Regions from separate parts of the Homo sapiens genome. Here all the other regions are linked to region 2. Evidence: chromatin loops called from intact Hi-C (ENCODE). Cell type or tissue: endothelial cell of umbilical vein. All regions are shown on one strand. Links, peaks and the distances in the headings refer to the core of each region. The heading gives the core; the rest is flanking DNA.

Region 1 (4,957 bases), core at 850-4,849, 490 kb before region 2:
ACTCAATAACGGCTCCTGTAACAAAGCTCATGTCCCCTTTTCACAGCTTCCCAGACAAGACCTCCTCTCCAGGACACCTCCCTGATTGAACCCCCCTATTTATTTATTTATTTATTTATTTATTTATTTATTTTTGTTTTGAAACAGAGTCTCACTCTTATTGCCCAGGCTGGAGTCAATGGTGCGATCTCTGCCCACTGCAACCTCTGCCTCTCGGGTTCAAGTGATTCTTCTGCCTCAGCCTCCCGAGTAACTGGGATTACAGGCATGTGCCACCACGCCCGGCTAATTTTTGTGTTTTCAGTAGAGATGGGGTTTCACCATGTTGGCCAGGCTGGTCTTGAACTCCTAACCTCCGGTGATTCACCTGCCTCAGCCTCCCAAAGTGCTGGGATTACAGGTGTGAGCCACCGCGCCTGGCCAGAACCCCCTTTATTTTGACATTGGTAGCTTTAAAGTGTCTTGCTGGCCTTCTTTAACCTCCTTGTCCCCAAGTCAGGCAATCCCTTTTAGAGACAGTGCCCCTAACGTAACATTTTAATAAGCCTAAATGCTTACCCCAATACTTTTTATAAACCAGAATGTCATATGTTAGAACCAACCTGAGCAAGTTTTACTTTGGAAGAAATCAATAACAGCAGGTTTCTCCTAGCATCTGTGGTGTCTAGGGCAAGGGTACAAAAGGAGACCCAGGTAGTGTGCATGTGTGTGCACGTGTGTGTGTGCATGTGTGTGTGCACGCATGTGTGTGCACGCGTGTGTGTATCGGGAGGTATAGGATACAGATATAGTAGAGAGATATTTAAAAGGTACAAATAAAACGAATGAATAAGTATGTTTCATCATTCTATCTTGAAAAGCATACCTTCATAAGAACAAAAATGGAGCGATATATGTAAAGCTGTTGTTTTAAATGACAGAAAGTTGGTAAAAATCCAAGACATCTGAATTTAATAATCATTGTGTATGCCTAAATATCCCGTGGATAGGCTACACTGTTTGAATAAGTAAGTAACAACATACATAATTGATAAGTTATATATTATCCATAAATTTTTGTCTTTTCTTAATTTTAGCAAAGAACACTAATTACGTTGTTAGAATCAATATTTTCATATAATTTGCATTCCATTGATAGTAATGACAAATTAAGCAAACTTTCTGAAATCATTAAGGTTCTCAGATCATTTTTTATTAGTTTTATTTTGAGGAAACTTTGACCCGCTAAAGCTATAGCTATTGGAATTGTCGATAAGTTTTAGGAAAGTACTGTGATGCAGAAACGTACCAGGAATTTACATAACTTATTCAAACATTGTAATAGGGCTGCACAAAAGAGATTGTCATTGTGGCATAAAATACAAAATGTTTTAATTTTATCATTTAAATTATTACCACTCGTATGATTTTTCCCATCCCTTAAAGCAATATCAAGATTCATAGATAAATAAAAAGAATCAGCTTTAGCATCACATATGTTGTATCTAGATCTATACATATAAAATGTAATAAGTGACACAAATTGTTTAATATTGAAAAATGTTGGTTGGGCGCAGTGGCTCACACCTGTAATCCCAGCACCTTGGGAGGCCGAGGTGGGAGGATCACCTGAGGTCGGGAGTTCAAGACCAGCCTGGTCAACATGGCAAGACCCAACATGGCAAAATTTAGTAGCAATTTTTCTTCTATAAATACAAAAATTAGCTGGGTGTGGTGGTGGGTGCCTGTAATCTCAGCTACTTGGGAGGCTCAGGCAGGAGAATCGCTTGAACCGGGGAAGTGGAGGTTGTAGTGCACCAAGATCATGCCACTGCACTCCAGCCTGAGCAAGGGAGCAAGATTTTGTCTCCAAAAAAAAAAAAAAAGAAAAAAGAAAAAGAAAAAACTTCCTGAGACACCAGGTGCAAGGGCTTCGAGTACTCTATTTATCTATGAATATTTCTGAAATCACTAACAGAAAATGGATTTTCAGCACTCCTGGGAAAGGATTTGGTTATGCAAGAATCGGTTGCATCCATGCTCTCTGCAAGGAAGAATTTGACAAGTCAATTAGTTTGTATCTTCTTTTTCAAAATGGTCGCAGTTCAGTGACCATCTCTGATAGCTGCAGTTGTGCAATCTACAAACCTCACAGCTTTTGGATAAAGTCACCTTTGGTCTCGAGACACAGACCTACAGAGAAGCATTTCCCTGGGGCCTACACAGTATTATTGACCAGAGCAGATATTTAGAGTTTAGGGTCACTTTTGCCAGAGACAAATTTCAGACCCTGAGCAATATATGTAAAGCTGTTGTTTTAAATGACAGAAAGTTGGTAAAATATCAAAGATGTCTGAATTTAGCCACTATTGTGTATGCCTGAATGTCCTGTAGACAGGCCATGCTGTTTGAATAAGTCATTTTGACCCTCTAATGCTTGGGGCCAAAGGAAGGGGCTCCTCTTGCCAATGTCAAAGGCAGAGTCAATGTGCAACTTTGCCTGAGAACTAGATGGATGGGAGCTCTTAGACTCCTTGTCCCAGGCACAGAAACTGACCAAAGAAGTGAGCTTTGGGAGTCAGCAGGTGGCGCCTGGTTTCCAATCAAAGGCTCTGACTCCAATCAAAGGCTCTGACTTTGCTCCTGACAGCCGTGGGTCCAGGGTCACTTTCCCATCCCAGTCCGGAAATGAAAAAGGGAGATGCAGCATTCTCAGGGGAGGGTGGGGCAAGGCAGAGGATCACTATCCAAATCATTAACTTGTTTAAATCCTGCTGGATTTCGCCATTAAGAGGCTGCCCACCACCCCCGTGAAATGTCCAGCAGCAGTTTGCAAGAGAGACACGCCACTTTCAGGCAGCCCCACAGATGGGGGTCGGGCTGGAGACGAGCAATGTGATCCCAGGGCCCAGTGCAGGCCATCTCCTGGAGTTCCTCAGAAGAGATGCTGATGGCAGAACTTTAAAAAAAACTCTTCATTTTAATTGGAAGACGGGGCTGCTTTTAGGGCGAGGGCTGGATTTGGTTCCATGGAAGACCAAAAGTGTGTCTATTTTGGGGCATATGATCCAAGGAAGCGCCAGGCAAATGGGGCCCTCACACCATGTGAAAGCTTCTGGGGGTCCAGTGAGGACCACCCGCCAACAGAAGCGCAAGACAAGAATGCGTTTTATAGGGCATGGGCTCACACACTCCACATTCTGTGCTTTACAAACAGGTGCCTTTTGGGTCCTTACAGAGCCCTATAAAAGACATCCTATTATTATCACACCATTATACACATGAGGTCAGCAAGGCATAAAGACTTGGAGAAATGGCCCAGGGGTGTCAGTTCCAAAGCTCATCCCCTTAACAGGTTAAGGGCTGAACACACGTGGGGCCAACCATGAAAAGAACAAGAGCAACAGCAGCAGCAAACCCACAGGGACAGGCAGGACGGCAGTTTGCGTGGGTACCAGGCTGGCTGGGGAGCGAGCCACGCTCACTCTCCCGCAGCTTCCCCTCCCCAAATCAGCTCCAGCCTGAAGAGCAACCACTGGAAACAACACTTGCCACAAACCCAGCTTCAAGCAGGTGACCCTCCCAACCCTTCCAACCAATCCCCACTCCTCCAGTCCTCACCCCTTCCCAGGAACGTCACAGAAACTCTGTCATCCCCACTGTCCAGCGAGGCAGGGCTGCAGCCGCTCCTGGAGTGACAGGCTAACCGTGGGACAACTCACAATCAAATGAACCCTCTTCCGCGTACCCAATGCAGATGTCAACACCGACACACACCTCCATGGATGACGACGTGCACCCACGCATCCCCACAGCGCACGTCCAGCAAGCTCAACAAATCATCACAAAGTCAAGGGCTTAACACAACACCTGTTTATTAGCTCATGGTTCTACAGGTCAGAAGTCCGACGACATCTGGGTGGAGTCACAAGGCCGAAAGCAAGGCGTCAGCTGGGCCGCACTGCTTTCTGCAGCTCTGAGGATGACTCATTGGTGGGCAAGTCTGGTTCCCCGCAGTTGTGGAGGGAGGTCTCATTTCCCTGTGGCCTCCACTGGGAGCCAGTCTTTGCTCCTCGAGGTGACCTGTATTCTTTCCACTTTCCACGTGGCTTCTCCTCCAGCCACAGCCACTCCGTCCCTCCCACACTCCAGATCCTACAACTCTCTCTGTGGCAACAGCTTTGGGCTGCAGCTGGACAAAGTTCTGTGCTCTTCAGAGTAAAGGAAATCAAAATATTTCTCCTCAAAATATTGAGAACTGTTAGTTCAAGACACTGAAAACGCAGGGAAACACTGCCTTGGCCTCCGCTTACCTGATGGCAGGACTTCAGTCCCTCCTTCCTGGAGACAGTGCTTGTCATCCACCCAGAGAAGGCAGCAGCAGACACCAGAAGAGTCTGGGAATGCATTTTACCATCTTCCTCTAGTTTCCCACCTTTTAAAAGATGAGAGCTGCTCTCACCTTCATCTTGTCACTGTATAGAATTTATGGCTCTTCATTAGAATACTGTTTACGCAAGGCCTCTAAGCCACTGCCTTCAGAGAGAAATACTTTTGAACTGAGACCTCTCTCATGTGATGGGTACAGCAGGTGTTAATAAACGTCTGCTTGTTTTTCTTTAGTTAATTTGACTTTTGTTTTCAGGAGAGTGTCTCAACTAAGAACCCAGAAAAAGGGAAAGGATAGAAAAGAAATTATGTTTTGTCTCCTACAAGGGCTCATGTGATTAGATTGGGCTCACCCGTATAAGCCAGGAAGATCTCTCTATTTTAAAATCACATATATTTTCTTTTGAGACGGAGTCTTGCTCTGTCTCCCAGGCTGGAGTGTAGTGCCGCAATCTCAGTTCACTGCAACCTCTGCCTTCCAGGTTCAAGCGATTCTCCTGCCTCAGCCTCCTGAGTAGCTGGGACTACAGGTGCCAGCCACTGTGCCTGGCTAATTTTTTTTGTATTTTAATAGAGACGGGGTTTCTTC
Region 2 (5,392 bases), core at 858-4,857:
CCTTCAACAATGAGCCTGATTTTTCCCTTCTGGTGTGGATTTAATATCTGTCTCTGTTCTTTTTATCTATGAACTTGTTCCTAGGACTGAGCTATCCTTATCTTACCCTGGAGAATTAAACAAGAGCTGCGTCTTCTTGAGTCACACAGAGAATACTGAGTGGGGGTTTTCTGAAAACAATCCCTCTGTTTCGTGGAGTATGTCTGTTATATCGAGACCTCTTCTTTGAGGGCAGGGAGCTGGGGTTGTTACCGGTAGAAGGTGTCCAGGTTCTTGGCGTCTCAAACAAAGAAATGGACAAAATGCATAAACAAAGCAAGGAAAGCAAAAGTAGGGATTTACTGAGAACGAAAGTACACTCCACAGTGTGGGAGTGGGCCTGAGAAGAGGGGGTCAAGAGCTCTGGTTACATAATTTTCTGCGGTTTCAATACTCTAGAGGTTTCCCATTGGTTACTCGGTGTATGTTCTATGTAAATGAAGAGAATGAAGTGAAGTTACAGAGTCATTTACTCAGAATGCGCCCTGTTATAAATGGAGAAGATGTTACTTTGTATGTGTGGTCTATGTAAATGGAGGATGAAGTGAAGTTTCAAAGCAATTCACATTCCTGTCATTGCTGAAGTGCTTTCATTTATTTATTTATTTACTTTATTTTATTTTGAGATGGAGTCTCACTCTGTCTCCCAGGCTGGAGTACAATGGCGCAGTCTCAGCTCACTGCAACCTCTGCCTCCTGGGTTCAAGTGATTCTCCTGCCTGGGATTACAGGCACCTGCCATCATGCCTGGCTAATTTTTGTATTTTTGTTGAGATGATGTTTCACCATGTTGGCCAGGCTGGTTTCGAACTTCTGACCTCAGGTGATCCACCCACCTTGGCCTCCCAAAATGCTGGGATTACAGGCATGAGCCACCATACCCGGCCTAGGAAGTCAGCGTGGGTTAGCCTTATGTTCCCTGCTTCCAGGCCCTGTTCTCCTGCCTCAGGGTCAGAGGTCGGAACCCAAATGCCTTTAGGGCCAGGCAGGCATCTGCAATGAGTGGAACCACTGGCTGGCTGGAAGGACGGTCAGAGCTCCTTGTCTGACTTGTCCACAGAAGTGGAAAATTCCAGTTTCCAGGTGAAATGCTGTGACTTTTCAATGTTAGGCCAATCCAGGGGTGGGGAGGGCAAATGCAAAAGGTTTCCTGGCCAGTGTTCTGCCCATTGGCCTCTAGTCTTTAGCTAAGGCTTAGCAGAAAAGCCTTCTCCTATGGGGAGAACTTTCTGTGAGGTTCCATATGGTCCCTGCTGACTCTTCCTGGAGTGAAGAAGGCTTTTCCAAGCCCCTTGATGGAAGACAGGATGCACATGTGGTCCACTCATTTGCCTGGAGGTGGAGGAGAACTCTGCTGGCCTTGCCTAATAAGATGCAGCCTCTAAAATGACGGCAGCAGTGAAGATGAGAGTGAGATGACATAGTGCACTTCCTACGGGCCAGACAGGCTAAGTGCTCTGTGTGTATTGCATCCTTTATTAGAAGGCACCCAGCAAGGTGTTTGGGACATAGTAAACTCTCAATAAATCTCATGATGTTCATGATTGTTAAGATTGCTCTTTACATCTGGAAGTCTACGAGGTGTGAATAGCACAGTCCCCAGGGCACACCAGGCTTGCATTATTGCTCACTCCTGCGTCTTGCTTTTTCCTGTGATTAGCAGCAATTTTCCAAGGTGCTGAGGCAGAAAGTGGGAGGTCAGGCTTTCGGCCAGTAATAACAGTGGGCACTGTGCTACAAGCTATGCATAAGCATTTCCTAACAACGAGCTTGCAAAGCTGGTGGTGTTGTCTCTTATTTACAAATGAAAAATCTAAGATTTGGAGAGGCTAAATAGAGGATTTATAACTGGGTTGAGCAAGATGAGGACACTAAATTCGGTAATATGGAGGTTGTTGGGAACCTTGAATGCAGCAATTTGCGTGAAATAATTAAGGTGGAAGCCAGATTCAAATGGTCTGCATAGGAAGTGAAAAATGTATACATGGGCTGGACGTGGTGGCTCACGCCTGTAATCCCAGCATTTTGGGAGGCCAAGGCGGGTGGATCACCTGAGGTCAGGAGTTTGAGACCAGACTGGCCAACATGGTGAAACCCCAGCTCTACTAAAAATACAAAAATTAGCCAGGCATGGTGGTGTGTGCCTGTAGTCCCAGCTACCCAGGAGGCTGAGGCAAGAGAATCACTTGATTCTGGGAGGCAGAAGTTGCAGTGAGCTGAGATCACGCCACTACACACCAGCCTGGGCAGCAGAGCTAGACTCCATCTCAAAAAAAAAAAAAAAAAGAAAAGAAAAATGTAAATATGGCAAGAATAACCATTAAGGAATTAAACAATCAGACTATAGACTAAGAGAACAATTTGCAAGATATGATAGACACAGGATTCATCTTACTAATATAAAGAAGTCTGCTATAACTTGAGGAACAAAACAAATACAATCCAATATAAAAATGCTCAATGAATATGAGCAGGTGATATACAGAAGAAATCCAAACCCTCTGTAAACAGCTTCCTTATCGTCTGAAATTTTCAAATTAAACCCAGAAGTCTATTTTTTACCTATTGATGATAAAAGCCAGTATTATGCAGAGTGAAGGGAAAGATACTCTTTCCTTCTTGCTAGTATGAGTGTGAAATACTGCAACCTCTTAAAGATGTAATCTAGAAACATCGTTTAAAATGTAAACTATGTATACCCCTTGACTCACTAATTCTACACTTTTGTGTGAGTATCATAAACTCACACTCACAGGATGTGTTGGCTATGTCATTTCCTAGCTCCGTAACTCTCCGACCCATTATCTAACCTCAACATGCTTCAATTTCCTCATCTCTAAAACGGAAATAATTAAAGTGCTTATCTCACAGGATTGTTGCAAAAAATTCATGAGCGAACAGAGATATAACCAATGCCCTACTGCCACTATCGTCGTCTTCATCTCTACTGGATATTGCATATCCTTCTGCAATTTGCTTTTTCTGATCAAATTATATTTCTTCATGATGATAGGTGTAGCTCAGTCTCATTCATTTTGATTTTGCTACTGTATAGTAAGTACATTATATGACTATATGACAACTACATATACGTTTTCTGATTGATGGAGGTAGGTCTTATTTGCCATCACAAGCATGGCTTTGGTGATCTTCTTGTCCTTATCCATCCACACATGTGAAAAGTCCTCTAGGCTGCAGTTCCAGAAATTGAATTTTAGGGCCCGGTGAGTGAGTATTGTTCATTTTCCTTGATAGTGCTATCTCATCTTTTAAAGTATAGTTTGTGGTTTGTGTTGCTCTAGATTTGCACACATGCATTATCATATCAATCTAGTTAATTTTTGCCAATACAAGTTTTTTTCATTTAAGTTTTTTCTTCTGGGAACTGCCTATTCATGTTCTTTGCTATTTTTTTTTTTTTTTTTTTTTTTTTTTTTTGAGACGGAGTCTCGCTCTGTCGCCCAGTCTGGAGTGCAGTGATGCAATCTTGGCTCACTGCAACCTCCGCATCCCACATTCAAGCAACTCTCCTACCTCAGCCCCCTGAGTAGCTGGGATTACAGGCACTCGTCACCGCACCCAGCTAATTTTTGTATTTTTGGTAGAGCTAGGGTTTCACCATGTTGCCTAGGCTGGTCTCGAACTCCTGACCTCAGGTGATCCACCCGCCTCAGCCTCCCAAAGTGCTGGGATTACAGGCGTGAGCCACTGTGCCCAGCCTGCACTTTTTCTATTATGTTGTTTTTCTCTTCTTGTTGATTTATTGAAACTTTTTACTTGATTTTATTTTTTGCAAATATCTTTTCTGAGCCTGGCTTATCTTTTCACTTTATTTGCTTTGTGCAGAAGTTTTCATTTAAATGTAATCAAATGTATCTATCTTTTGATGTTCCTTTAGTGGAATTTTTGGTGTCTTTTTAATAAATTATATCATTCCTTTTTTTTGGTCTAGAGGAAGATGGGAGGTTTTCATGTTGGCCGGTATGTAGGTATATGTGCTGAGAAATATTATGTCAATAGTGCCCAAATTCCAGGTGTTATGTTTCTTTGTATTTGGGAGGATAATGTATGTTAATCTGTACATTAACCTGGAGTGAAAGTTCTAGAATACCCCATACCATTGGTCACCTAAAAAGGTAACCCATATAACAAGTCCCTGAATCTTTATAGGGTTACTTTCCCACCCTCTGGAATGCATGTCTTGCCAAAGTCTCCAATATCCTAGCCACTTTTTTTTTTTTTTTTTTTTTTTTGGAGATGGAGAGTCACTCTTGTTGCCCAGGCTGGAGTGCAATGGTGCCATCTCGGCTCACTGCAACTTCCACCTCCTGGGTTCAAGCAATTCTCCTGCCTCAGCCTCCTAGTAGCTGGGATTACAGGTGCCTGCCACCATGCTTGGCTCATTTTTTGTAGTTTTAGTGGAGATGGGGTTTTGCCATGTTGGGCAGGTTGGTGTTGAACTCCTGACCTCAGGTAATCCACCTGCCTTGGCCTCCCAAAGTATTGGGGTTACAGGGGTGAGCCATCACCGCACCTGGCCCACTTCTTTTTTATCCAGTCAAATTACCATGACTTTATTCATAATGTAGCCCAACAGAATGTTCTGAAAGGTGACTAGTAGGCCTGTGTCTCTTAGATTACATTAAGGAGAGAGTAGAATAGTTGACACAGCCCTTATTCAAGCATGGAAATGTACATTCTTGTTCATTCCAAGTGACTGCAAAATATTTCTGATCTGATTTTCTGATAAGGATAAAATAATGTATTTGGTAGATCAATAGCCACACACCATGTGCCCAAGGCTATGTCAGTCTGCTCTAGTAAAGATACTACACCAGGCACAGCAACTGCCACTGGGCTACTATGCGGTTGAGTTTCTTGTCATTCACTGTTGACCTCTAGGATTAGGAGCCAGACTAGTGAATTGTAAGGAGGCATAATGAAGCACCCCCTTGTACTTTTTCTTTAAGAATGGCACTAATTTCTACCATTCTCTTGAGGATGTGATATTGGTTTTGATTAATTATATTGGCTGGTGAGTGGGTGGGGGAAAGGAGGCCAGTTTCAGGGGTTTCTATTTGCTTTTTCCCACTATAATAGCTCTTATCCCTAGGCCAAGAAACCAGTGTAGGAATTGTGCTAATGACCACTGCAGGTATTTGTAGTTCAGTGGTTGTAACATGAGCTAAACCAGGGCCAGGACTCCACTTAATACGTGGCCCCCTGAGAGGGTACCATGACGCTGCTATCATTGTCAACCAGGACCCTGTCTCTAACAGTACCTAATGTTTTGTATTCCCCTTTCCACACTGTGCAGTGACCAAGGTAAACAGCCACAGGTCCTTGCAGGGAA
Region 3 (4,957 bases), core at 850-4,849, 71 kb before region 2:
TTCGGACAAGATAAAAAAAAATCAGATGATAGTCCTCAGGATCACCACAATGTCTTTCAGACTCACTCCTCTGAGATCCACCTTCCATACAGCAGCCAGAGGGACGTTATTCAACCAACCAGATCTTATCACTCCAGACAGTGGCTTCCCCTTGCACTTCCTGATTAAAATCCTGAATGTGGCCGGGTGCAATGGCTCATGCCTGTAATCCCAGCGCTTTTATGAGGCCAAGGTGTGTGGATCATAAGGTCAGGAGTTCAAGACCAGCCTGGCCAAGATGGTGAAACCCCATCTCTACTAAAAATACAAAAATTGGGCCGGGCATGGTGGCTTATGTCTGTAATCCTAGCACTTTGGGAGGCCGAGGTGGGCAGATCACAAGTTCAGGAGATCGAGACCATCCTGGTTAACACGGTGAAACCCCATCTGTACTAAAAATACAAAAAATTAGCCGGGTGTGGTGGCACATGCCTGCAGTCCCAGCTATTCGGGAGGCTGAGGCAGGAGAATCACTTGAACCTGGGAGGTGGAGGTTGCAGTGAGTCAAGATCTCACCACTGCACTCCACCCTGGGTGACAGAGTGAGACTCCGTCTCAAATAAATAAATAAATAAATAAATAAAAATAAAATCCTGAATGTGCCTTGCCAGGCCCTGCAGATGTCCCATCCCCCTGGAGTTATCTTATGCCACTCTCTTCTCTTTTGTTTTCTTGAAAATGCCTACCTCTTCATTTGCCAAAAGGCCTTTGTTCCTAGTCCTGCACTTGGAATGCTTCCAATCTCTGCTGCAGCCCTGGCCCCAGCATAGCCCTGCTTTCCAACTCCATTGACCCCCCAGGACCCAGTGTGGATGCCAGGTCCTCAGCAATGCCTTCTCTCCTCTCTCCAACCCCCAGTATTAGTCAGGGCTCCCTGCTTCCTTGGACATCACCCTAAGCACCCTTCTTACCTAGTTCTCTCTTCTGCCTGTAATTATATTAGGTTGACACAAAAGTAATTGCATTAAAAGTAATGGAGAAACTACAATTACTTTTGCATCAACCTAATACATTTACTTACAGGTTTATTTGTTAATGCTTGTCACCCCATGAAACTGTGGGTCCATGGGGGCAGGAGCCTATTGGTTTTGTTACCTACCACTCCATCCCTCACTGAGGAGCTAGGTAAATATTTGTTAAGTGAATGAATCGATTCATTCACACTGCTGATATCACATCAGCCCTTTTGTTAGAAGCCTTTAAAAACCTCCAGTCTCCTATAAGGCTCTATCTTCCTTATTCCAAATTGCTTCATACTTTGCTTTATTTTTTTTGGAGACCGAGTCTTGCTCTGTCACCCAGGCTGGAGTGCAGTGGTATGATCTAGGCTGATTGCAACCTCTGCCTCCTGGGTTCAAGCGAACCTCCTGCCTCAACCTCCCAAGTACCTGGGACTACTGGTGTGTGCCACCATTCCTGGCTAATTTTTGTGTTTTTAGTAGAGACAGGGCTTTGCCATGTGGGCCAGGCTGGTCTCAAACTTCTGGCCTCAAGTGATCCTCCCACGTGGGTCTCCCAACATGCTGGGATTACAGGCGTGAGCCGCTGTGCCTGGCCCATACTTGCTTTCAGTTTATTTTTTGTATCGTATACTTTCACTCCACACCCTATTGCCAGTTTCACCTCAGTGTAGCCACATTTCTCTTGGCCTCTGGAGCTCTATTTTCCATACTAAAACCTTTATCATCCTTTAAAGTTCAGCTCCAACTTCACTTTTTTGGTGCGGTCTTTCCTTCTAGAAGTCTGTAACATTTGCTTGTAACACTCGAGCTCATGTTTCTTTCTGCCTCATAGTAAATCAGGTGCTTTAATACCTCCCTTTACCACTAAATTGAAAGAATAAAAATCTCTTAGTTGTTATGATATTCGTCTAAGTTTGTAGCTCATAGGAGTTGCCAGGGAAAGATATGTTTGTCAAATTAATAAAAGCTTTCTTTAGTTAAAATACCATCCTCTGCAGTTACAAGGTTCCATCTCCTGGATCTTTTAAAGCATTTGTATTTGTCAGTATAAAGCATTCACAAAAGGATTCACTTTAAACCTTGCTGTGGACTGATCCCGCTGGGGATTTTCTATTAATCATTTAGTATTGGGTATCTGGTGACGACGGTCGTAGGGAAAAGCAATGGGAGCAGAGAAGCAAAATCCCGCCCCAGGCACATGATGGTCTTTGCACAGCCTGGTCTTTGAGTTATCGTCTTTGTAAATGGATATGGTGGCACAATTTCAGTGCCAAGAAGATAGACTGTTTTCATTTATTTTACATTATACGTTAGGACCTAAATATAAATATTCCAGCTATTCATCTCAGCATGATTTGGTTGTGGAAACATAATCGGAATTGTCTAAGAGACGCAGGCGGTGTCTATTTTGGTCCTGGCACAGGAAACTCAGCCTTTGTCCATTTTTACAGTTTGATTTATGGGAGGTTAAAAATTCATAATGCAGCAGCTAACCTCCAGCAAATATTGTTTTTTGCATGAGCCAATTCAAACGCTCCCTCATCTCAGGTTTCCTGTTCAAACGGTCTAGAAATGTGGAGTTTAGCTGCTACACACCAGCTTAAACTACTGAAAATCAGCCAGCCTTTGCCCTGTGGGGATCGGGAGGGGCTCAGCCCAGAAGACAAAGAGAGGGGCTAGGGAGCCATCCATCCACCTCTCAGGCACACTTTCTGTGTCAGCTGCCTGATGCTTGTTATTTTACTTAATCTTCCAGTAATCTCATGACATAGACCCCATTAGCTTTACTTCTCAGAAGCAGGAACTGAGACAGGTTAAGCAACCTGCCTGAGCTTGCAGCACTGGTGAATGGCCAAATGGCTTGGCCTGACTGTCAGGCTGTATGTGGGGCTTCCTGCTGCAGACAGCAAGCTGCAGCATGGTGGGATGTCTGCAGCTTACTGCTGGCTGTCCTGCTGCCTAGAGGCAGCGATGCAGAGAATTCATATAGTGGAAGTTGCGGGGGGGGGTTCATTTTCTTCTGGGCAACAACACAGAGCTGCCCTGTGCTTTGTGAAGTGTGGACACATAAGAGCATCCTATAGTCAAAGCGTGAGCTACACATCTAACTGTGCCAGGGGACAGGTAAACCCCCCTTTCCCTGCAGACACTGCTATGGATGCCTCACTCTCCCTTCTACCTCCCCAGGCTCTCAAAGGCCCTATGGACGGCTCTGGCCCACAGAAGCTTCTGATTGTTTGAAAGGAGCATCAGGGCCTAAAGGCTGCTCCGTGGGTGCTACTGCAGGGTGCGGCTGTTCCAGGACTCAGGGCTTGTCAGGATCCCGCGTGTGTGAGTGCAGGCCCCAGAGACTCCACACTAATTGCACCTGCTCAAAACTCTCTCCTAACTAACTGGACCACAGAGGCCGTGAGATAAAGAGACCCTGCCCTGGGCCAAGAGAAACACTGATGTAAACAGACAGGGAGACCAGGATGGAGGAAGCACGAAGGTGGCAGAAGGACACCCATGAGGTCTGCTTGGCAGTGCTGGGCTAAGTCAGGAGATGCAAGTGTTGCGCTGGCAATGCCATGGCCTGGGGATTTGAGGAAGCCTCTCCAGGCTCCTTATCAGGACGTAGATTTCATGGCTGACCTAGAGCTACCTGAGCAGGCCGGATTCATACTCCATCACTTTCCATTAAAATATCCCAAAAACAGGCCGGGCATGGTGGCTCATGCCTGTATTCCCAGCACTTTAAGAGGCTGAGGTGGGAGGATCACCTGAGGTCAGGAATTCGAGACCAGCCTGGCCAATATGGTGAAACCCATCTCTTCCGAAAAATACAAAAATTAGCTGGGGATGGTGGTGGCCACCTGTAATCCCACCTGTAATACTTGGGAGGCTGAGGCAGGAGAATCGCTTGAACACAGGAGGCAGAGGCTGTAGTGAGCAGGAGCTGAAATCATGCCATTGCACTCCAGCCTGGGCGACAAGAGTGAAACTCCGTCTCAAAAAAAAAAAAAAAAAAAAAATCCGGAAAATAAAAACATCTAACAGCTTGGAAAATTAGGACCTAGAGTTTCTAGGCCAATGTTGGACCTAGAGTTTAGGATGACTATTTGTATATTTTAGCAGAGCTTGGGTTTAATTGAGGAACACAGGGAATTCCCCCAAGTCCGCTGCATGAGATCAGCATAGCAGGTCCCAGAGAAGGTAGGAAAAGACTTTGACCCCCTGGGTGATCTTTGTTTGAGTCCACATTAATCAGAAAACAGAGCGGACACCCTCTCACTGCACAAGGTCACTGCACAAGGACTATCTCTGAAGCTATCAGCGGTGTTCCTACTTTCATCTACCTTTATTCCTCCTCTATATCTTTGAGCTCTAGTTCTCGACATGGTGGTGGGTGGGGGAAGGTCACTTGGCCACCTGCACGTGGACAGGGTAGTTCAAGGGAGGTTGTAATTCATGAAAACTTCTCTGGGTAGAACAAACATTTAATCCACAGGGGGAAGAACACTCACCATATACTAGGCAAGACCAACACACTACATGGGATTTTTTTAAAGGAAAAAGATAAAAATTCACATATATTTAGACAAAAGAGAAAAGAGGGCAGATTATTTAAAAACAAACAAAAATTAATCTGACATCAGACATTTCTGCAAAAGCCAGGGGATGATGTCCCCAAATTCACACACTTCTAAGAGGTAAAAATTGAGTCAAAGTTAGGTACAAAGACTATCATACCCAGCCACACTTTTACAACACAGGGTCATCCTTGGTTACATTGGGGATTAGAAAATGACCATTCACATTCTCTTTTATAATTAGTTAAGAGATATTCTAGCCAACATAAAAGCAATCAATATAAAGAATTAATTACCAAAAAAAGAGCACCTTACTTAGTCACCCCTTTAGTTAATAAACATTTATTGAATGGTTGCAAGGTGCCAAGGCATTGTGCTAGTAAG

Evidence for each region. Peaks named below come from ENCODE experiments on the same cell type or tissue, not always from the same donor. Only the 100,000 strongest peaks of a DNase experiment are listed, where the experiment ranks them.
Region 1: a loop joins it to region 2, with 2.7 times the contacts of the local background. A loop is called at or near these places in 3 of 110 quality-filtered maps.
Region 3: it touches region 2 in a loop (4-fold over the local background); 2 of 110 quality-filtered maps call a loop at or near these places.

What each region holds. Positions count from the first base shown.
Region 1 is chr2:235,104,921-235,109,877 of GRCh38, reverse strand. No RefSeq gene overlaps it. Among named protein-coding and RNA genes, the nearest start is that of SH3BP4, 160 kb to the right of the region's middle. In endothelial cell of umbilical vein, for the core only: a CTCF peak has its summit at 2,559 (motif pointing right); a DNase peak (open chromatin) is centred at 2,577.
Region 2 is chr2:234,617,654-234,623,045 of GRCh38, reverse strand. All of the region lies in intron 2 of LOC105373936 (a long non-coding RNA gene), which reads left to right. Among named protein-coding and RNA genes, the nearest start is that of LINC01173, 62 kb to the left of the region's middle. RefSeq lists an enhancer at 1-257. In endothelial cell of umbilical vein, for the core only: no CTCF peak of the experiment used is centred there; a DNase peak (open chromatin) is centred at 2,835; H3K27me3 peaks cover 222 bases.
Region 3 is chr2:234,688,626-234,693,582 of GRCh38, reverse strand. The region is part of intron 1 of LINC01173 (long intergenic non-protein coding RNA 1173); the gene reads right to left. Among named protein-coding and RNA genes, the nearest start is that of LINC01173, 8.4 kb to the right of the region's middle. RefSeq lists a silencer at 1,064-1,358. In endothelial cell of umbilical vein, for the core only: no CTCF peak of the experiment used is centred there; a DNase peak (open chromatin) is centred at 2,462; H3K27ac peaks cover 1,276 bases.